Linked DNA regions of Mus musculus: regions 1 and 2 are each linked to region 3. A link is a loop called in an ENCODE intact Hi-C map of the cell type or tissue named here. Cell type or tissue: left cerebral cortex. All regions are shown on one strand.

What was found. Peaks named below come from ENCODE experiments on the same cell type or tissue, not always from the same donor. Only the 100,000 strongest peaks of a DNase experiment are listed, where the experiment ranks them.
Region 1: it touches region 3 in a loop (8-fold over the local background); 16 of 42 quality-filtered maps call a loop at or near these places.
Region 2: it touches region 3 in a loop (3.0-fold over the local background); 13 of 42 quality-filtered maps call a loop at or near these places.

Annotation. Positions count from the first base shown.
Region 1 is chr2:143,109,522-143,117,521 of GRCm38, forward strand. No RefSeq gene overlaps it. Among named protein-coding and RNA genes, the nearest start is that of Otor, 35 kb to the left of the region's middle. In left cerebral cortex, a CTCF peak has its summit at 4,414 (motif pointing right); DNase peaks (open chromatin) are centred at 1,501, 4,436 and 5,399; H3K27ac peaks cover 1,253 bases.
Region 2 is chr2:144,295,134-144,303,133 of GRCm38, forward strand. No RefSeq gene overlaps it. Among named protein-coding and RNA genes, the nearest start is that of Mgme1, 28 kb to the left of the region's middle. In left cerebral cortex, CTCF peaks have their summits at 4,004 (motif pointing left) and 7,363 (motif pointing right); DNase peaks (open chromatin) are centred at 1,819, 4,810, 5,902 and 6,139; H3K27ac peaks cover 1,516 bases.
Region 3 is chr2:144,447,837-144,455,836 of GRCm38, forward strand. No RefSeq gene overlaps it. Among named protein-coding and RNA genes, the nearest start is that of Gm46768, 32 kb to the left of the region's middle. In left cerebral cortex, a CTCF peak has its summit at 4,981 (motif pointing left); a DNase peak (open chromatin) is centred at 4,972.

The sequences.
Region 1 (8,000 bases), 1.3 Mb before region 3:
CAAACTGACAATGAAGGTAGGTAACACCTTGCTCTGACACCTTTAGTCATATTTATTTTCCTAGACAGAGCAATGACAAATTATCTGATGATTGGTGGCAGCAGCATGCAAAGGTATACTTGAATATTTAAGTAGTGTCAGCATGGGCTCAGAAAGGCCCGGTCTAGATGGCATGATCAATACTATATTATCTTATAGGATTGTACTGAAAAGATTTAGATACCTTGTTTTATAGGATAAAGAAGACATAATAGAGTTCTCAAAAATTGATTAAAAACTGTAAATATTAAAGTCTATTTTCAATGCCCTTATTTAGAGGCTAAAGAGAGAATTAGGGTTGACTAGAATACCAGGAAGTCTGATAAGGTAGAGAAGGCTGAGACCTGGAGACTTGGGTGGGCACACAACCTGAGACTTAGGCAACTCCCTGCTCCCTGCCAGATTCCTGACCTGAAACACCTGCCATGCTCCTCACATAAAAGACTCGTGTCCTTTGGTCACATAGGCCCAAACCAGAGTTCTCCATGCTAATAAGATACCTTGAGGCCCGGAGGGCTTAGCCAATGAGCTTTTCTTCCTTCCCACACGTTCCTCCCTGCAAAGGGTATTTAACCTCAGGTCTACCCTGAGAAGTAGGTATGGTACTTTATGTATCCACTTTTCACCATGAACAACCAAAAACTGTTTAGAATCATGGATTGTCTCTTTCATCAAGATCTGCCATGGGGAGCCATGGAAAAGGCATTTGACTACAGGGCCCCAGCTTAATTCTCCAGTGGAAGGCCTCTCTGCACTCCCAGCCACAGCTCAAGCCTGCCTCTGCCAAGCTAAAACAATCACCTCTAGGACAAGAGGGAGCTCCCATTCCCCGCCGCTCCCTACCCTGGCCCAGGCTGGATGCTGTCCTCAGTCCACGACCTGACTCTGCTCTCTGCTCTTCTGCAACTCGCAGAAGCACCTGGATATCCCAAGGGTCTGGAACCCCATAGCCCTGGCCTTGTCACAGGCCCGGGCACCCCCAAACGAGCTCCAGCTCTCCCACATCTCAGACTGTGTTTTCCCACCCCGAGGGGTTGGCAGCATGAGATAAGCACAGTCAAACTTCCCGAGTTCCACCTCTCCAAGATGCCGCTTGGACTCAACTTGTACCGACACAGGACTAACAATCCTAGCTTATAGGATCAGAGTCTAGATAGTCCCACAATAGTCTCTGAAGGCTGGAGAGCTGAGAAAAATGAAATTTCAAGAAGCAGGAAGCTTCTCATGGAGGATCAATCATGCAGTCCTTGTGGGATGCTGAAGACCCTCGTCACTGGGGCAAAGCCACAATCATGTCTGAAGAATCTTGGATTGGAGACAACCTGTAGACAACCTGTAGACAACCTGTAGTCTGTAGACAACCGCAAAAGCAAAAAGCTCCTGGCCAGAAAGCTTTCACTCAAGAAGTGAAGCGTGCCTGCACACCCACAAGCTTTGCACATAGTCCATGTTTCTGCTCCAGCTGGGCTCCCAGCCTATTGCCTGGTGCAGCCTACACCCAGGGTGGGTTTTTCCCACTCAGTGATTGTCCCTCCCCCACCACTAATACTCTCTGGAAACTTCCTCATGAGCATGCTCCAATTGTAACTCACTCTTTTTGTAGGCACTTCTCAAGCTGGTCATGTTGACAACCAAGATTAAATGACAGAGAAAACAGAGGACTGAGAACCAAGCAAGAAAGTTTGTCCCTTTTGGAGGAAAAAGAACTGACAGACAGTCTTGATGACAAACGAGGTCAGACTTACTAGTATGTCATGAATAGTTCCTGCAAGATTAGGGTACAGGAGGGAAGGGTGCTGAATGGCAAGAAGCAATTGGCAGACTGAGAAGTCTAGCAGGGCTGGAGAGACAGCTCAGCAGTTAAGAGCACTGCTGCTCTTCCAGAGGACTTGGGTTCAGAGTCCAGAACCCTCTCAGAACTAGGGAACTCCAGTTCCAGGGAATTCTGGCTTCTGAGGGCACAGCATGCACATGGTGCATAGAAATACTTTGAGACAAAAACCCAGGCCCATAAAGTAAAAATGAATAAATCTTAAAAAAAAAAAACAACCAAAACCCTGCATAGCCCAGTCTAAAGCAAAAAGAAAGCAAAGTCAATATTGATTTAATCTTCAAGTTCATCTAGAAGACACAGAATCAATAGAAATACCCAGAAAGTATCTGAAGAGAAACAGCAGTAAAAAGAATATGTTTTTACTAACATAAAAAATAAAGAATGATAAACATTAAAATCAAGTTGCTCGGGCTGAAAATGTAACAAGCGGATCAATAACGTGAGTGGGTTCTATATAACAGCAGCGACCCATATATAACACCAGATCGATAACACCAGGGACCTTCAAAACCTCAGATGCTCAAAATGTAACAAGGGAACAGCCTAAAAGATCCATACAGCAGCACAGAGAAAAGATGGGATTCTTGCTCGCTTTATGCATGCAAATTGCATCCAGCCAACAGGAAGGAGCGGGGTACAACAACGTGGTGATAATCTAACCACTAACTAGAGAAGCAGGAATGAATTTTTCTATCACTGGGAGGACAACATTTCCTTTTGCTTCAAAGTCTTGGAAGACATTACAATCCCTCTGCTTGTGCCAGTGGACAGCTACAAATTAGGCACAGAGAGCAGATGTACACCTTAAAATTGCATTCTAGGCATGTCTGAACTGTGGGGTTGAAACCTGAAGGCTTAAAATAGTATTTGTCAAACTGGAATTAGTAGATTGACCAATTGCTTTAGAATCTCTCTGGGTACGGGAAATGGGATAAATTTCCCCACAAGATACAATCTGAAACCACCACAGAGCTTACCCTAAACATACTGAACGAAGATCTCTGTCTTAGATGTGCAAAATCAAATACATCTCAGACTTAAAAATAAGTAGCAAATGTCTGCCTGAGCGGTCAGTGAGCTAATCTCAGCCTTTTCAGCTTCTGCGAGTGACACTTGGATTCTGTCAGTCAAGGTGCTGCTTGTGTGAATGGATCATCAGAGAGATGCCAAGGCCCTCTTCCTGCATACACTGTGCTATTTCTGTTTGTAAACAAGGGACTGGAGATGGAACTGTATTTAGTGAGATTTTTTTTCCCTAGTGTGTGATGTAAGCTGATATGCTAAAATGTGAGTGATCTACATAATTCAGGACAGGGAGAGAGTTCTATTCTCCCCCTATCCACACCTTAAAATTATCCTTAAAGAGAAAATGCCACAAAATCACACACTGATGAAAATCTATTCTAAACCTATACACCAATGCACTTTAGCCTTACAGAGAAGTGAAAGTTTAATGGTATGTTTGCAGATTCACAGTGCACCTAAACTCCTGGAATTCACCCTGTCAAATTTTCAGATACAATAAAAATACCTTCAGTTACCTGAAAAGCTTGGATTTTCTTCATATATATTGGTGAAGGCAACTGAATGGTTGAAGTGATGGCTCAGGAGTCAAGAGCCCTCATTGCTCTTGCAGAGATTCAGGGTTTGGTCCTCAGCACCTACAGGGCAGTTTACCGTCATCCAGAACTTCAGCTCCAGAGGCTCAGATGTGCATTTTTGATCTCCACAGCTACCAGGAATGTATGTAATGCAAGCAAAACACCCCCACAAATAAAAACAAAGCAAGCAAACAGAAATGCTCCCAAACACAATAATGAGACAGATTGAATTGTGGAATCAGATATGAAATCTCTCTCTCTCCTCTCTCTCCATATATATGCATATCCATTCTTTCAATATGTTAGGTAATATATAGTTATATATAATGATATATATGTATATATGTACATATATGTGTATATATGTACACATATGTGTATATATGTACATATATGTGTATATATGTACATATATGTGTATATATGTATATATGCATATATATGCACATAAAACCTCAAGGCATATATTACACTTTTTTTAATAATTTTACAATTTGGAGAACAATATTCTTATTTAAATTATTTACATTTATATGGGATTAATTGTTGTTACTCTCCTACATAAACAAATAAGAACTTTTTCCAAGTTCCTAATTACAGTATCACTGATAATGTTATATATATGCTCCATGCAAAGGTACTTGGAGGGCTGGTGAGATGGCTCAGTGGGTTAGAGCACCCGACTGCTCTTCCAAAGGTCCGGAGTTCAAATCCCAGCAACCACATGGTGGCTCACAACCATCCATTAAGGAGATCTGACTCCCTCTTCTGGAGTGTCTGAAGACAGCTACAGTGTACTTACACATAATAAATAAATGAATCTAAAAAAAAAAAAAAAAAAAAAAGGTACTTGGAGTCCTCAATTTTTCAGTGTAAAAGAACAAAGTTTGGAGAATTGAATTGAGAGCTCATAATATGAAATCTACATCTTACCAGCAGATGGCACCACAAACACATAAAACCTAAACTTGAGGCTTTGGTTAAGGTGGAAATGTAAGAGATTTACATACATCAGTTGCAAATGAGATCTAGCTTTCCCCAAAGGAGATTCTTCTCTGCCTTTGGTTGCTCTTTATGTGAAAAGGAAACTGCCTTAAGTGGCCTGCAGATTACTCTGAGAGTGGGCAGAGATGCCTCACTAATCATACTCACCCCAGTGCCCATAAACTAATTATCTCCTTGGCCAAATCCATAGACTGACTGTATCTCAGAGCGATGTCTCTCTGCATGGTAGCCATGCAGTATGGTCAGACATGTCAGTTCCCTAGCATCACAGAGAGCTGTACAATAGAACCCAGAATTTACTCCTTGGGGAATGTGTTCTAAGAAACCACATTATTCCAACGATATATGCACGTGCCTCTCCTGCTGTGACATCACAGATTGCTGTAAGTTGAGTTTAGAGGATTCTCTTTCCTAACCAGCCTTGCAATCTCTAAAATGTGTCTTTCTCTTCTGTGTATCAATGACAGCATACTCCAACATAACTTGTCCATCTTGACTCTCTGTATCTGTGCACTGTGGAAGTTAATGTCATTTCTACAGGGAGACCTAACTCTGGAGCAGACCTGCTTCCATTAACCTTTCTAAGTTCCTGTTTTGCACACAAATCCCCTTTGCTGTATTGACTCAAGCTTGCTATTTTTCCCTCCAGATTTTAATGTCTCTGCTTTTCTGGAGGGAATCCCCATGTCTCGTGCTGACTTAGTGTCTCAGCCTTGCTCCAAATGATTCACACTCCTTTTCTATCCACCAGTAGATGAGAAAATGCAGTACGGTTCCTATGGAATGTTGGAGGGACATGCAATGGCCTAGCATGGCTACTACATTGCAGTCTCTCCCATCCCACCCCACTTTCCAGGCATTCAAGTAAACCAGCTTGATCAGGGAGCTTTAGGTGGCCGAGTTCCAAAATCTGCTCCGACAGATTGTTTCTGGGTTTCTGCAGTGACAGCCTCCTACTCTCAACTCTGCCCAAGAATGCCTGAGACCCAACCATTTTTTTTTTTTTAACTTTCACTAGAAGCTGACTGGCAGGTGCATTGGTGAGCAATGTGCTGCATTTGTGGGAGGTTTCAGAGATATGCAGAGGTCCACAGACGTGGAGTGGTACTGCAGTAGAGTCATAGCAGTGCCACTTCTCTTTGATCCTGGCCACCTTCCATGACACTTGCTCTAGCCTGCACCATCCCTTTATTCTTGTCGCCTCTTCCTCCAACCCCTCATCCCTCCCTTTTGAGAAGAAACACCATTTCTCCCATCCCTTCTGCAGTACAGAGGCCCCCAAACCATCTCTCATGGTGCACACCAAGTTTTTTCTTTAAGTTAAAATGCCGTGATCTCTCTGTGTGTTCATTAATCTTCACTGTGATTAAGGGTGTGGAAGCAGCCAGCACCTGACTGTGGTGTGTATAGGAGGGGTCTCTGGCAGGAGATTATGATCAGCTACAGTGACCCCGATAGCATTTCCGTGACTGAATGCAGGCAGCTTCAAAAGCACACACACACACACACACACACACACACACACACAGAGAGAGAGAGAGAGAGAGAGAGACCAGGAGAGACATATGCACACACTCTCTTTCTCTGGCCCCTACACCAACCACCGTGAGACTCTGCTAACAGGAAGACCACCACTGATAGCCCTAGGACTGAGAGCTAAAATCAATGTATGAGTCAGTGGTATTGTGCTAGTATGCAAAAAGGAAAAGAAAAAGAAATGTGTACAAAGAGCTTTTAGCCCAACAAATAATGACTAGCTTTCCCCCATCTCCTCCTCCATAGGTTATATGTGGTGCAGTACAGGATAGTCTCAAACTCACTACGTAGGCCAGAGTGGCATTGAACTAACATTCATCCAGTCTTAGCCTCCTGATGCTGCTATCACCACTAAACTCAGGAAAAAACAGATTTTCCTTTATATATTTGGAATTGCAGTTTCTCTTAAATTTGGCTTCCTGACTATCAAAGTCAAGAATTTTTACAGGACTGATGTGTTCAGGGGGTGATGACAGAGGGCACAGAGACAACCAAAAGCTCTAGAGATCGCCCGAATGCTTCTCAGCTCTGATGGCCAACAGGCTTTTATTTCTCTAGGTGCTGGCAGGATTTATGTCAACTTGCCACAAGCTGAGAGGAGTGACCCTCAACTGAGAAAGTGCTTTTATAAGGCTGGGCTGTAGGCAAGCCATTAGGGCGTTTACTTAATTCATGACTGATGTGGGAGGGTCAGGTCCATTATGGGTGGGGCTACCCCTGAGCTAGTGGTCCTGGGTTCTATAAGATGGCAGACTGAGCAAACCTCAGGGAGAGAACAAGAGCCCCTAAAAAGCACTCTTCCATGGCCTCTGAATTAACTCCTGCCTCTAAGATTCTTCCCTGTTTGGGCTCCTGCCCTGACTTCTATCAGTGATGGACTATGATGTGTGTGAGCCAAAGAACACTTTCCTTTCACAACTTGCTTTTGGTTATGGTGTTTCATCACCACAATGGGAACACCAACTAAGACACTCAAGGACATTCTAGGACAGTGGGTCTCAACCTTCCTAACATTATGACTCTTTAATACAGTTCCTCATGTTGTAGTGACCCCTAATCATAAAGTTTTTTTTTGTTGCTACTTCATAACTGTAATTTTGCTATGAATCATGATCTAAATACTTTTTGGAGATAGAAGTTTGCCAAAGGGGTCTTGGCCCACAGGCTGAGAACCACTGCTCTAGGAGACTGTGGCTAGATCATGTTTAGATACATATCTGATTGTTTAAGAAGCTGCTCTATTTTTTCCGAAGCTATGCTTTTAAAAAACATATTTATCAGTATGTGTGTGAGGGTGTGGGGTCTAGTTTTTCCAAGGTCTAGACATTGAGTAATGCAAAGTGTTACTGCGAGAAACTGAAGAGCTAAAGCAGAGGAGACAGGCACTGTTTTATGGATCAGAGAATCAATAATGTTAACTTGATAATTCTCCCCCAAACTGGTTTACAGTCAAAAGCCCAGAATTTTTTTTTATTATAAAATAAGTTACTAAACTGCTTCTAGAATCATATGTGGGAGGCTAGCATGGATAAATGGATAAATGGATAAATGCTGTTTCTGCCTAGCCAATTGATCTTAGACTCCTGCAGGTTTTCTTCTGAACTCCACATACACAATACACACACATACACACACACACACACACACACACACACACACACACACATACACACACACACACCACTACACACACCATATCACACACAGACCACACCACATACACATCACACCACACCACACTACACATACATCACACTACACATGCATACGCAAGCGCGCACACACACACACACACACACACACACACAAATTAAATGTAATTTTTAAAGTATGTAAAATTATATGGGAAGACAAAAGCCTTCGTATAGTAAAAGCATTTGGGGAAGAACGAAGAGAGGGATAACACCATTTAACTACCAATGACCGCTCCTCCTGCACACGTGTGGTCTGAGTGCAGTAGGCCTTGACTCTCCAGGTGATTCTCC
Region 2 (8,000 bases), 150 kb before region 3:
ATCCTAAGGATCTGTCTTATTGACTGTCTGCCTTTTCCCTACAGAATGTAAACTCCAAGTGGGCAAGGATCTTTGCTTCAGCTGTGACCCATAACAAATGAGGAATTGTTAAACCAATCAGGCAAACCTCTGTCAGCCTAGCTGACTCTGTCACAAGGTTTGCTGTGTGCAAAGGCCTCAGCGACTACTGAATCAGTCTGAACTAGCTCAGCAGCAACAGGGTGGTTTTTATAGTTCTGTTCAGCTTGTATAGAAGACACCGTCCAGTAAGCAATTATGCAGGGCAAAAGAAAAAGAAAGAAAAAGAAGGCCTTGGAAGCAATCCAAACAGTGTCTAAAGGCCACAGGACAAACCCTCATTCACCTGATTTGGGTACACTTGATAAGCTGGCAGGAAACAGTGAACGGCCAGCATAACCTGGAAAGCCCTCGTTGAAGGAGGAGGGGCCAGGACAAGATGGAGGACAGCGGCTGCCTGCAACGGAAAAGCAGAAAACAAACCTGGGGACAGGAGGCCCTGTTTCCAAGCTGCCTGATCTAGAGCCACACCGGGAGGCGAGCAGGCTGGGAACCTCAGGGGCACTCCCAAGGTCGTGCCTGCAAACTGACTATCAACAGCTAGCATCTGAAGCCAGGCAGTGGTGGCTCATGCCTTTAATTCCAGCACTTGGGAGGCAGAGGCAGGTGGATTTCTGAGTTCAAGGCCAGCCTGGTCTACAGAGTAAGATCCAGGACAGCCAGGGCTACACAGAGAAACCCTGTCTTGAAAAAACCAAACAACAAACAAACAAACAAAAAAACCAGTTAGCATCTGTATTGGTCACAACATGTTTGTTTGTCTGTTTTTTAGACCGGATCTCATCAGGTAACTCAGCCTGGCCTCAAACTCAACAGCCTTAATGCCTCAGCCTCTATCATGCTTGAGGTGTGTGCCACCATCTGGGTTCCTTACATTAATCACAATCACACATAAAATAATACATCTCAATTTTTTTTTTATGTGTGTGGAAGTGCCTGCACGCATGCAGATGTGCCATCTGTGTGCCTGATGCTACTGGAGGCCAGAAGAGGGTGTCAGATCCTGTGAAACTGGAGTTACAGGCATCCAGTGTGAATGCTGGGAACTGAACCCTGGTCTTCAAGAGCAGGGAGCGCTTTTAGCAGCTGAGCCATCTCTATAGCCCCCGTTACGCATTTAAAAGAGCAATTATGTTCAGGGTTCTCACACGTTTAAGAAAAAAATATTCAACACAAAGAGATAGTAGCTCTGTGAGCAGGTTCATACTCTGTTACAGAAGCCAGCTTTGGACATAGGATGTTCTTGTCCTGATTGGTTGTTGTTGTTGTTGTTATCAACTTGACACATACTAGAGTTACCTAGGAAGAGGAACATCTAAGAAAATGACTTTATATAAGTTTAGGGATTTTTCTTTCTTGTTTTCGTTTTTGTTTTGATAAGGTTTGTCTGTATAACCCTGTCTGTCCTGGAACTCATGCTATAGACCAGGCTGGCTTCAAACTCAGAAATCCCATCCCAACCTCAGCTAACCTGCTTCGTCTCAGGATCACTCCATCTCAATACATGTTGCCTTGGTTCCTAGGATAGCTTCCAGTGGAAGGCCAAAGTGTTGGAGTTCTTTTTCTCATAACCAGGGTAACTATACAATTACATAAACCAGAACTACTCCCAGACAGATGAGGATGTATGGTCTATCCATTAACCCATATTCAACCCATCAGCAAACCCAGTTAGTTCTATTTTTAAAACACAGCCAGCATCCGGCCATTTCTCACCACCCCCTCCACCATCCGTCCAGTCCAAGCACCCATTGTGTCCTGCTTTATTTTTGCAAAGGCTCTTTAATTGGACTCCCCACTTCCACCCTTGCCTCCCACCCCCAAATCTGTTCTCTCAGCATCCAGAGCAAGTCCCCTAAAACATAAACAAGAACATGTTAGCCCTCTGCTCAGAGCTCTCCAGGGTTTGGGCTCTGGTTTGCATCTGTGTTGCCTGAAGGCACATATAGGAAAAAGACTTGGTCCCCAACACTGTACTATGACCTCTATGAGGTGCAGCATTGCGGAAGGCCCTTAGATCCTTGAAGCTGTGCCCTGAGGGGGCTCGTAGGACCCTGCTGGTCTTCCTCTTTTAACTTCTGGCTATGAGGTGAACTATTTGCTCTGCCCTGTGCTGGTGACACTTGCCACCCAGCAATCCACCCAAGTCCCCACTAAATGGGTCCACCTGATCCTGGAGTACGACCTAAACCACCCTGTACCCTGCCTACCTCCACCCTCACCTGCTCCCAACCCTGGAATTGACTATATAGCCTAGGCAAGCCTTGACAGCCTCAGCCTCCCAAGTGCTAAGGCAGCAGGAATGAGCCACCGTGCCTGGCAAAGCCTGTCTACTTTGGAAATTAAGTATCTCTGGAACTTCCCTGTGGTAATGTGAAGTTTGTTAATAGTTTCCTGATTCATTCAGAAGGAAGACATTCTGAGGTCTGTCTATAGCAGTAATCTGCTTCCATCTGTCTACATGGCTCCCATGTCTTCTCACTCCACACTCAGTCTACACTCAGCCTTCCTGGCCTGTGTCTTTGATGTCTACTCTGACTGAAACAGCAGGTAGCCTCAGGGCTTCTTCATTTCTTTCAGGTCAAATGTCCCTGGTCCCCTATCACTACCTTCACTTCACGCCAGTCCCTCTTCTCTTTAAGGAGAACAAATTGCCGGGCGTGGTGGCGCACACCTTTAATTCCAGCACTCGGGAGGCAGAGGCAGGTGGATTTCTGAGTTTGAGGCCAGCCTGGTCTACAGAGTGAGTTCCAGGACAGCCAGGGCTACACAGAGAAACCCTGTCTCGAAAAACCAAAAAAAAAAAAAAAAAAAAGAACAAGTTATGTTGTTATGTTTTTATAAAATGTGGTCACTGTAGGGCTGGAGAGATGGCTGAGCAGTTAAGAGCACTGACCCCTCTTCCAGAGGTCCTGGGTTCAATTCCCAGCAACCACATGGTGGCTCACAACCATCTGTAATGGGATATGATGCCTTCTTCTGGTATGTCTGAAGACAGCTACAGTGTATTCAGATACATTTTTTAAAAAGGCCACAGCCGGGCGTGGTGACGCACACCTTTAATTCCAGAACTTGGGAGGCAGAGGCAGGCAGATTTCTAAATTCAAGGTCAGCCTGGTCTACAAAGTGAGTTCCAGGACAGCCAGGGCTATACAAAGAAACTCTGTCTCAACCCCCCCACCACCACCAAAAAAAAGAGCCGTTCCCCAACTCAGAAGGGGTGAGTTTCCTTCCCTAGAGTATGGGCTGGACATGGATCATATCTCTTACAGAAAACAGCAGGATTGCCAGGCTTGGTAGCATATACCTTTACTCCCAGGGCTTAGTACTCAAAGTCAGAGGCAGGAGATCTCTGTGAGTTCCAGGCCAGCCAGAGCTACAGAGCAAGACCCTGTCTCAAATGAATAAATGAATAAATAAATAAATAAATAAAGTACCTGGACTAGCAAACTACAGTAATCTATAATTCAGCACCTGCATTAAAACTCACCCTAGCAAGCAGGGCGGGGTGGCTCACATTTGTAATCCCAGCCCTAGGCTAAGGCAGGAATATCACTCAAGGCCAACCTGGGCTGCCTAGTAAGAGCCTGTCAAGAGACAGAAAGGGCTAGGCAGTGGTGGCACACGCCTTTAATCCCAGTACTTGGGAGGCAGAGGCAGAGGCAGGTGGATTTCTGAGTTCAAGGCCACTACAGAGTGAGTTCCAGGACAGCCAGGGCAATGCATAGAAACCCTGTCTCAAAAAACAAACAAACAAACAAAAACAAAAAACAAAACAAAAAAACAACAACAGAGACAGAAAGCTTGGGAGAGATGACTCAGAGAGGTTAGGAGCACTGCACTGCTATTCGGAAGGTCTTGAGTTCAAATCCCACAACCACATGGTGGCTTCCAACTATCTATAATGAGATCTGGCGCCACCTTCTGGTGTGCAGGCATATATGCAGACAGAACACTGCATACATAATACATTAATTTTTAAAAGAGAAAAAGAATGGGAGACGCCATCCTCATCCCCATTCGGCAGCCAGCACTGACCACCAGATGGGCGACTGGTAGTCTTCAGACCGCTCCAGGGTCCAGCCTTAGAATCTCCCATCTGAAGGACAGAGAAAGCCCCCCCCCCCCCCCCCCCCCCCCCGCACATGCACTAGACCTTGTCGAAACCCTGACCCACAGAATCTCCAAGTTAGGCTCAGCTAGTTACCCAGTCGTAGGAACTGACCACTTCATTCAGTTCCTCTATCCAGCTTGAGATAAATTGTTTTTTTACTTATTTATCTGTTATCTGTCTCCACCTTACAGAAGCAGGGATTAGCCCGGCATGGTGGCCCGTGTCTACAATTCCAGTGCCTGGGAGGCTGAGACAGCAAGACTGGCACAAGTTCAAGGTTACCTCAGCTAGGTAGAGACTTCCAGACTAGCATGGGGGTGGGTGGGGAGAGTGGGGGGTGGGGGTGGGGGACTTATACCTCCAACCAAGCAAACTAAACAAAATAAAACAAAACAAAGGACACTGGTCTATTTTTTTCTAGCCTTAGTATCTAGAAAAGTCCCTAGCATAGCATGGGCACTTGGAAAATATTTGTTGAACAAATGAATCCTTGCTAATTAAAGAAAACTGCTCCGTACTATAATCCGCACACCTTCTGCTAAGGCATGTGACCTTTTCCTGAAGAAAGTGTTCTCTGCTGTGTTTTGGACTAGCTCCCTGCTAAAAAATATCTCTTGTCAGCCATCTGGAAAATGATAAAGTTGGATGCATACCTCCCACTATACCCCAGGAAATAGTCCAAACAGATCAAAGATTTAGATGCGATAAGACGAAGCTGTTACAGTCCTAGAAAAAATGCATGGCAGAATCCCGATGTAATTTTGGAGCCACAAGGCCTTTCTACCAGGGACTTGACCTTCTGCAGAAGGCAGAGAAGAAAAAGATGGGGTCATCTCACACTACATAAAACTTCTCCGCGGGGGAAACACATTCAGCATGAATGAAAGTCAAAGCTAAATGACAACCCAGGAAGAAAAACAGCAATTGAAACCACAAAAGGGTTGAACTTCCTGGTACACCAAGCATGCAAGTAAAGAAACAGACAGAAAAATGACCAAGAAATTGGGCAGTACCCGAATGTCAGACTGCTCCCTGAAGCAGTCACATACAAATGGCTCTTGATAAGACTAGACATCCAGCCTTCCTCTCACACACAGTGAGACAAATGTCAAATCTAATGACACTGAAAAACTATTTATTTCTCTCCTATCAGATGGGCAGAGAGCCAAAACCACAGCAATACAATGTTGGCTCAGTGGCAAGGACATGTACACTCGAAGTACAAATTGGCACCATTGAGCCTTATCCACCAACTTTACAACACCCAACAACTTACAAGACCAGGGGCCAGCCTTCATGGTGTGTGTGTGTGTGTGTGTTTACAAGATCTGTACAATTCTTAGGTCAGCAGAGAGGCTAAGGGTGTAGCATAATGATAGTTTTTGCCTATCTTATGAAAGGGCCTGGGTTCTATTCCCAGAACAGGAAATAATGGAGGAAGAGGAGGAGGAGGAGGAGGAGGAGGAGGAGGAAGAGGAGGAAGTAGTTATGCAGAAAAACAGACCAATAACCAGTGGGAAGAGGGGCATTTAGGTATTACACAGAAAAGGGAACTACAAATTGCCCTTAACAAGTGAAACTGTTAGCACTGACAATTGCATTTCTGGGAATTTATCCCGAAGACAGGATTGCATTTATGTGAAATGACACATACATAAAGTTACTCACTGTAGCACTCTCTATAGGAGCAAAACATTGGAAGCTACATAAGTGTCTATTACCGGAAGACTGATAACCCGAAATACAATGCATCCACGCAACACAACACTAGACAGGGTTTTTAAATTTTATTATAGCCATTGACTCATTCATGTGTGTGTGTGTGTGTGTGTGTGTGTGTGTGTGTGCGCGCGCGCGCGCGCGCGCGAGCATGAGCCACACCATGCCTGTGGAGGGGTCAGAGAACAACTTGTGGGAGCCAGTTCTCTTTTACCACATGGCTTCCAGGAACTGAGTTCAGCTAGTCAGATTTGGTAAAAAGTGATTCATGGCTTAGACCATCTTGTTGGCTCAGCTCTGTAATGTTAGAAAATAAATTCAGGTGGTTCGGCAGCTAAGAATGTGTACTGCTCTTGCACAGGACCCAAGGCTGATCTCAGCACACATGTAAAATGGCTCACCCCTATTACTCCACTCCAGGGGATCCAAGGCTCTCTTCTGGCCTCTTCAGGCACCTGCACACACACACACACATGTGACTCTCACACACACACAAAGTATTTTAAAAGAATACATAAGTATTTACCAAAAAAACCATAAAAGTTACACACACACACACAAAAAAAAAACCAATAATACTTGCATCCTACTGGCGTTCCCTCTGTCATGTGAAATAAAATCCTCTAATCTTGTGAGGAAGAAACTAACAGCATTGGCTAACTATGGAGGAGAGCCTGGGCAGATGAGACACCAATTTTGAGGCACCACATTTCTCTACATATATTATTATAATATTTGTAAAACTTTTTGGAATGCCACAGAACTTGCAATAACTGGCATACTCCTTTAGTTCTAAAAGTAGGTTCTTTCTCAAAATGCATGCATTCTGAGGAGGGTCAAAGCCTGTGAACTTTAGCCTTTTTTTTTTAAAATAACCTCTGAGATCCATCAGTCTGATCCTGTTGCCCCACCCTGGAGACCTAAGTGAACCAGCCCCTATGTGCTCTGTGCATTGGTTACAAGAGCTCACAGCTGCTGTTACTGAAAATGCCTAGAAGTCATGCCTTGCGTGTCAGTCACATGTGTTAAGTGGCCCCTGGCTTCAGGAAGCACTTCTAAGTGCTACTCACACCACAGACTAATAAGTAAGTCAGGGAGCTGAGAAGATAGTCCAGTGAGTTAAATATCAATGTTGAACAATCCTGAGGACCTGAGTTCAAATCCAGCTTCTATGTAACATGCTAGGTATGGTGATATGAAGTGAAAATCTGATCACTGGGGACACAAATCCAGGTGGATCACCAGAGTTTACTGGCTAGCCACAAGTCCCAATGAAAGAATTTATCTTCAAAAATAAGACACTTGAAGAACAATGCCTGAGGTTTACCCCAGGCCTAGACATACATACCTCCAAAATACTCAACTGATTTCTAAAAACATTTTTTGAAATAATTTATTTATTTCTTTAAGATGTATTTATTTAATGTATGTGAGTACACTGTCACTCTCTTCAGATACACCAGAAGAGGGCATCAGATCCCATTACAGATGGTTGTGAGCCAACACGTGGTTGCTGGGAGTTGAACTCAGGACCTTGGAAGGTCAGTGTTCTTAGACACTGAGCCATCTCTCCAGTCCTAACTTATTTATCTTTATTTTGTGTGCATTGTATTTTGCCTGCATATGTCTGTGTGAGGGTGTTGGATCCCCTGGAGCATCCTTGTTAGAGTTGCCTGAATTTTTTTTTTTTTTTTTTTAATTTGAGCCGGGTGGTAGTGATGGCACTGGCCTTTATTCCTAATGCTAGGGAGGCAGAGACAGAAGGATCTTCATGAGTTCAAGGCCAGCCTAGTCTGCTCAGATGCTCAAAGATAGAGGACAGTGACTGGTGGTTCATGGCTGTAAACCTAGCTGCTTGGGAGACTCGGGCAGAAGGATTACAAATTCATGAGCACATAGCAAGATCCCATCTCAATGTCTAAGAATCCAGAAAAGATGGAGAGAAAGATAAGACAATGCCATTTCTTGAGCACTGTATCTGCCCATCTTGAAACTGGAACTTTTTAAACATGTTGTGTGTATGGGGGAGGGTGTGTAGGTGCCACAGCATACAGTACTTATGGATGTTCAAGGACAGCTTGGCGGAGTC
Region 3 (8,000 bases):
AAATTTCTTGCACTCAGGGACAATGGGAGAATCTGGTTCTAACATGACCTTTGCTCCTGGCTCCTGACAACTTTATGTTTCATGAGTGACAACATCTGAGTTGAGCTTCTAATCCCCCTGAGACTTCCTGGGAGCAGCCTCTGCTCTAGTGACATGGCTCTTGGTGGGTTCCTGCATAGCCCAAGGGTGGGGGCTGATCGCCAGGGAAATAAACTCTGTGATTAGAAAATTAGGACTTTCAACCAAATTCCATATACACACTACTGGATAGTGGAGGGAGATGAAGGATGAGTTGACCTCCCAGTGTCCACAGATTCGATTAGCTTTTGTAATGAAACTTCCATAGAAACTCAGAAGATCCAAGCTGGGGATGGGGCTCAACTGTGCTTGCCTGGGGTGCATGAATGCCCAAATTCAATCTCCAGGTCCCCAGAACTACACATGGCATGTGGTGGCCCACACCTGAGGTCCCAGCACCCAGAAGGTGGAGGCAGAAGCATCACCCTCTGCTACATACTGAGTTGGAGGCCCATCTGGCATACATGAAAGTCTGTCTCAAAAAACTGAACTAAACCAACCGGATGCAGTGGCAAAGGCCTTTAATCCCATCACTTGAAAAACAGAAGCAGGCAGGTCCTTGAGTTTGAGGCCAGCCTGGTCTATAGAGTACAGGGTTCTGAAAGACCAATGAGTAGGAGTATGTCTCCTAAGACAGCATAGATGCAGCACACCCCTTCCCACACGCCTCAGTTGGCATCTCTTCGCTTTCATCAGGCAGCCATTCTGTATCCTTTGTGATGTTCTTTATGAGTGGAATAAACACACAAACTTTGAGCTTTCCAAGCAAACCCAAGGAGGGGACAGTGGGAGCCACAATTCTGCATCTGAGCTGGTTAATCAGCAGCCTAAGTGACAGCCCAGCCCAATTGTATTGGCATCCGAAGTAGAGGCAGTCTGAGGGATGGAGTCCTTAGCCTGTGAAGTTGACACTGTCTGCTGGTAGACAGTGTCAGAGTTGGGGGAATGAATGACTAGCTAGAGGCTATAGGAGAACTGCTTGTGTAGGGGCCCACCCCCACCCCTCTGAAGTACTGGGTTGGATGATGTACAAACAAACACTGGGTTTCCCTGTATCCTTATAAGACATCTCTGTTTGTTCTTTTTACCTTTCTCTCCATTTCATCACCAGTAAAATGCAGACTACAAGCTTACCTGTCTGGGTCTTGAGATTTAAGAAGACAGTGCCTGGTACATGGGAGGTAATTAACTAGGGGTCTTTACTGAGGTGAGTTCGAGATTAATGTCTTGTAATTCTATTGCAGACATATCGTATGGTGCAACTGATTCACGATGCTTGCTGAAGCACATGTACCCATGACACAACTGGCCGAGGTTCAATATTCTCTTAGCAGCGCAGGGTTCCTGTAAAGCCAGGCCATGTATTAAGATGTGTGACTGCCATCTGGGGGTGGGGGTGGGGGATTCTTCACAGACTATTGATGAAGTTAAAGCCTCCTAGGGTGGAAATTGACAATAATGTGGTTTCCTTGGTTCGGATTCACTTTCTTTATGTTCTAATCTCAAGACACTGGAAATATGCATAACCTAGACTATAGAGTGCTCGATAGGATCATGAGGGAGCCTCTGCAGGTGGAGATATGATTGCATTCAGGACTGCTCTTAGTGAAGCGGAGGCTGAGCAGTTGATCACAGCCCTGGGTTCTATTTCTCTACCCCTCCAAAAAAAAAAGTTGCCCTCTTTGGGCCTTTCCGGACCTCTGGAAGAGCGTCAGGATGTTAGAGTAGATGTAAGGAGAAGGCATTGCACTGTTTTTACCCTGGAGTCACCACCAATGTACGTCTCTATAGAGATATACACTGCGATTTCCTTTAGGAAGCTCCCATTCTTACTTTATTCTTGTTTGTTTGTTTGTTTGTTTGTTTGTTGTTTCTCTGTGTAGCTCTGACTGTCCTAGAACTAGCTCTGTAGACCAGGCTGGCCTCGAACTCACAGCCACCCTTCTGCTTCTGCATCCCGAGTGCTGAGATTAAAGGCAGACACCACTACTGAACGTCCAAGCTCCCCATTCTCAAGGACTTGCGACATAAAGACAAAGCACCACAGCAGATCTTGTTAAACCCAGCGGGTCTTGGCTGCTGTCATCATTACAGCTCTCTAACATCTTCTTCCTGGGAACTGAGCCTATTGGCAGCTGTAGCTTTGAGGGATTAATCTGTGTGAGTACCTGAATAACTTACGAAGCACACAGTGTGGACCCGCTCTTTGAACCATCACTGTGAAAGAAGAGGCAAACCAGAAGAATCTGGTGTTTGTTTGTTTTGAATCTGTTAACCCTTGAAATTTTGTGATTAGGCTAGAGGAATTAACTGTATACACCTTGCTTTTGTTTGGCTACAGCCAGGCCCAGCTTGAGTCTCTTTTTGTGATGTTCATACTAGCATTACTAGAAATTGAACTCTGTACACCAACTTAATATTGAAGATATTTTAAAAAAAATTATTATCTTTATTTCATGTTTGTTTCATGATGTGCATTCAGGTGTTTTGCCTGAATTTATCTGTATGAAGGTGTAGGATCCCCTGGAACTAGAGTTACAGACAGTTGTAAACTGCCATGTGGTTGCTGGGAATTGAACACAGGACCTCTGGAAGAGCAGCCAGCACTCTTAAACGCTGAGCCATTTCTCCAGCCCAATATCAAAGATCTTTATGTACTTCCTCTATTGCCTTGTGGTTATGTCCTTTGCCAGACAGCACCCCCACCTCCACCAGCCATATGATTTTGGTATCTTGGGTACAAGGGCAAGGTCCAAGCTGGTCAGGATACAAAAAGCATCAACAGATGGCTGCTAGCTGTCAACATTGGAATATATTTTCAAATTAGTAAGCCCGTAATCCTTGCTGATGGAAGGTGTTGGCAGGAGGATTCAGTTCAAGCAAGATTCTACATAATAAGGTTGAGGCCAGACTAGGCTTCATCAGACCCTAATAATTAGGGCTGGAAAGATAGCTCAATTAGTAAAGGGTTTGATGTGCAAACCCAAGAACCAGAGTTCAGATCCTCAGAACCCAAGTAAAAAGGGGGCGTAGTGGCACACTCGTATAATTCCAGACTTGTTGAGCTCCATCTTCAAGGAGCGATCTGATCCCAGGATGCTCAGTGCTTAAAAGTACTTGTTGCTCTTGCAGAAGACCTGGGTCGGTTCCCAGTAACCACATAGTGGTTTATCACCATCGGTAAATCTTTTTAAAGTAGTGGTTGAGTTCAAAGCCAGCCAGAGCTATGTAGTGGACATTGTCTCAAAAATCAAAAGCAAAAATGGGAGGGGAATTGAGGAAGACATCTGACATTAACCTTCCTACCTCATATGTGTGAATACATACACATAAGTACACTATACACACATATATCATTTTTAACAACAACAACAACAACAACATATAAATTAGGTCATTTGTTCTAGGAAAGCCAAAGGAAGAGAGCCTGGTGGGAGGGCCTCAGAGCATTGGTCGTGGGCTGCAGAGATGATACAACAGTTAAGAGATTTTGAAGACCTGGGTTTGGAGAGGGAGGGAATCGGGTGAATCAGAGACATACTGAAGCATGGAGAGGATCGGGCCAGGAGATAGCTATGGCATTATCTTGTGCGGGTGAGGAGACCTTGTTTGATTCTGTGTCTTATTTACTGATGAATCTTTAGTGTCTAATATAGTGGGGGAGGGGGCATAGAGAAGGTGATCAGTAAATGTTTTGACTGGATAAGCAAAAAAGAGAAAAAAAAAAACCTTCAGTCGTTTTTTTTTTTTTTTTTTGTAAAAAAATACAATTGAGAAGAAATTTGAATAAAACCAGAAAGTGAGACAATTAAAGATTGTATCAATCCCTGACAAGCCGTGACTAATATTTATTGAGTAAATACCATGCTTTCAGATAGTTAAGACACACAGCCTCATAAAATCCTCACGTGACATATGGAACCTCACCTAAGTTAAGAATGCCTCTCAATATGCCAGCATTCACCCTGGGACAGCCCAGTATTACGACAAATACCTTAGCTACTGCTATTGGCATGATCACCCTATCACTTCAGTCCTGTGTCTGATAAATAGGGACAAACTTTCTGTCCCTTTCTCATCCTTCTTCTAACAGTGATGTGCATACACATGGAATTCAACCCATGGCCGTTTCGTCAATGACCTCTCTCTGCCAGTGGAATAATCCCTGCACAGATAAAGGCGAGGTCTGTATTCCAGCAGCTTGTCTGATACTATGAAGTGTCTGGACAGTCCATGTTCTGGGTCACTGCAATATGGTGACACGCATGTGTACCTAAGGCTATTTCACCGTAACAATGTTCATACGACCCCAGTTTTACAGCTTCATTTGTTAATACTATAAACAAATAGTAGTTGGCACAAAGTACCCACTCACAGGTGCTGAGTCACTGATTGAGTTTATTCTCTGAGAACCCCAGGACAGCATGCTCTTCCACTCCCCTAAATGAGTGGTTGTAGTAACCTACCTGTAGTTCACTTTAGTGTAGAAAATTACTGTGGGATTAAAGCTGTGGTTGCCCCATTGTTCTTCAGTAATATTTTTAATTATATAAATAATACAATTAAAAGTTTCCAGCAGGACATGGTGGCACACGCCTTTAATCCCAGCATTTGGGCAGAGGCAGGTGGATCTCTGAGTTTGAGGCCAGCCTGGTCCACAGAGTGAGTTTCAGAACATCCTGGGCTACATAGAGAAACCCTGTATCAAAAAAACAAAAACAAAACAAAAGTTTCTATTCACAGATATTTGAAAAATTGAAACGTCACCAGATTCCTCAGAGTCCTTGGCTACCCACAGCACCAGGGAAACGTTGGACAATTGAATCCTAATGGTTGAAGAATCAGCTTGCAGGAGAAAAAGCACTAAGCAAAGAAGTAATCACTGTGTGTAGGGCGACCCCTGCTGTTCAAAGTTCAGAAGCACGTAAGAGAACCACGTCAGGGACTATGTGGACTAGAGGTTCCCAACCTTCTTAATGCTGCGACCCTTTAATGCAGTTCCTTGTATTGTGGTGACCCCCAACCACGACTCTTTTCATTGCTGCTTCATAGTTGTAATTTTTCTATGGTTATGAATCATAATGTAAATATCTGTGTCTTCCAATGGTCTCAGGTGACCCCTGTGAAAGATCCTTTGACTCGATCAAAGGATCACCAAGGGAGAAACCTTGAATGGACGCTCTCAACTCAAAGCACAAAGAATCATGGTTCAGGGCCGAGAGATGGCTCAGTGGGTAAAGGCGCTTGCTGCCAAGTCTGATGACCTGATCTCAGTCCAAATGGTGGGAGGAGAGAACTTAACTCTTGCTAGTTGTCCTCCGACCCCCACACAACATAAACAAACAAATGTGTGAGTGTGAGGCAGGAGGGGAGAAAGAGAGGCTCTACTAGCTCAAAGTTACAGGTTATAGATGCAGAAACTGAGGCTCACAGGTGAACCCCAAGAGGTCAAATGCCCTGTCTGCGCTCACCCCGAAAGTTCAGCCTTGAAGAAGGAGGCGCTAGATTCTCTGATGTGGACTTTCCACTGAGGGAGATGGAACTCCTAATTCTAATCTCTTTTGCCTTTATAAAAATTAGCAAACATTTGTCATAACTTCACTATCTTTAAATCAGTGTCTTCAAAAAAATTTAAAGGTACATTTATTTATTTGTGTGTTTGGGAGTGGCTTACGAGGTTCAGAGGACAATTTTTGGGAGTCAGGTCTCTTTTACCATGCTGTCCAGTGAGTCAACTCAAGACATCAAGCTTGGCAGCAAGTGCCACTATGCAATGAGCCGTCCTGTCCCAATGTTCCTTTTTTGGCCCGAGTGCATGCGTGCGTGCGTGTGTGCGTGCGTGCGTGCGTGTGTGTGTGTGTGCCTGAGTGCATGTGAATGCTAAAGCTGGAGGTTGACACTGGGCATCTTCCTTCATCATTTCCACCCTGTGTACTGAGGCAAGGTCTCCCAGTCCTTGGGGCTGGCTGATCCAGCCAGTTCACTCTGCCAGTTCCATAGATCGCCTCTGTCTCTGTCTCCTGAGTGCTGGGATTACAGGTGGCCACCATGTCTTCGTGACTTTTATGTGGCTGCTCAGGATCTGAACTCAGATCTTTGTGTTTATGCAAGCACGTTTTCCAAGGAGCCATCTCCCTAGTCCTGAAAACACTTATTATTACAGAAAAATCATTATCAAAGATAACACCTCTCCTATTTAACTATATTCATCTCCTCTTGCCCCTGGCTATAATTTTGAAATGTGTGCTTAAGATAAAATGTGAGTTTAAATACGGGAAGAAAAATACTAAACTACCAAAAAGAATCCTGCTCTTTAAAATGCCATCAGAAAAGAAAAGAAAAAAAAAAAAACCAGAAATGTTTCATACAGGAGGCTAGGAGTGTGACAACTTCCCCCTAACTCCAGGCGGGAATGTACTAGAAAGTTGAAGATGTTGCAAAACACACCAGCAGGTCACTTGGGAAAGCAGAATTTGAGGTAGGCTGATAAAAAGCATCGTCAGCATTCTGGTTTCTGTTGTTGGTTGCTGTGCCCATGGAATAAGTTTTCATTTTTAGGAAGTCCTTGCTTGGTTCCTTTAGACACCTGTGGTACACACAACTTAGCCCTAAACACTTCAGAGAAAAGTATGGATGCATGTGTGCGGAGAGAAAGCAGGAGAAGCCTAGAAAGGGCTTGTCTACCCGTGTACATTGACAGGCTCCAGGGTAGACACTGGACAGTCCTTCGTCCCACTTTGCGGCTTACTTTGTTAAGCTTGAAATTACTTCCAAATAAATACTCTAAAGTAGATGGATGTAGCAGCCCTGAGTAGTCCCAGGTCTCAGAAAGCCGAGGCAAGAAGATCTCATATATAGTATGGGTCTGGGCTACATATTGACGTCCTATTTCAAAAGTGCAAATCCTATATTTTAAGGAATTGAAGGTTAAAAAAATTTTTTTAAAAAAAAATCACTCTCTCTTATTTTATGTGCATTGGTGTTCTACCTGCTTGTGTGTGTGAGGGTGTCAAATGCCCTGGAACTGGAGCTACAGACAGTTGTGAGCTCCCATGTGGGTACTGGGAATTGAATCTGGATCCTTTGGAAGAGCATCCAGTGCTCTTAACTACTAAGCCATCTCTCCAGCCCCCATTTTCTTCAAAGGGTTTCTCTATGTATCCCTGGCTGTCCTGGAACTTGCTCTGTAGACTAGGCTGGCCTTGAACTCAGAGAGATCTGTCTGCCTCTGTCTCCTGAATGCCAGGACTAAAGATGTATGCCACACTGCCTGGCTAAGGAACTAAAGTTTATTAAAAAATATTTTTCCAATTAAAAATAACCATTTTACAGTATAAAAATTGTCTCCGTGTTTGTGAATATGCATGTGTGTGCTGTGTGTGTGTGCCTGTGTGTGTACACGCATGTTTGTAGAGGCCAAAGGTATCTCACATTCCGGTGGAACTGCAAATGGTGGTGATCTGTCGGCTTTTGCTGCTGGTGATCAAATGTCAGTCCTCTGTAAGAACAGTGCTCACTTTTAACTGCTGAGGCATCTATCGAACCCTATATATTATTGTAAAAATTAACCAACCTCGTGACATACTTTTGAAGCAAACCATGCACTAGCAAAAAGAGCTCGTGAGACCACTTGGGAAAGGTGAGGCTGGAAGGTGAGCTCGGGGCTTAGGTAAAGTTTCTGTAAGTCCTACCTAACCTATTTATGCCTGTGTATTTATTTCTGTTATTTTCCCCCCAACTTGGGTTAAGGACTTTCATAAAAATTGTTTCCCATTAATAGAACCATTTAATGCAGTGAATTTGATATCAGAATTATGGCCTTTGTGAAAAGTATTCTTATGCTCTTATTATAAAGCAAAAGCTACTAGGACTTAAGAAAGGGTTGTGTTCACCTCACACAGAGCTGAAAAGGATTTCTGGAA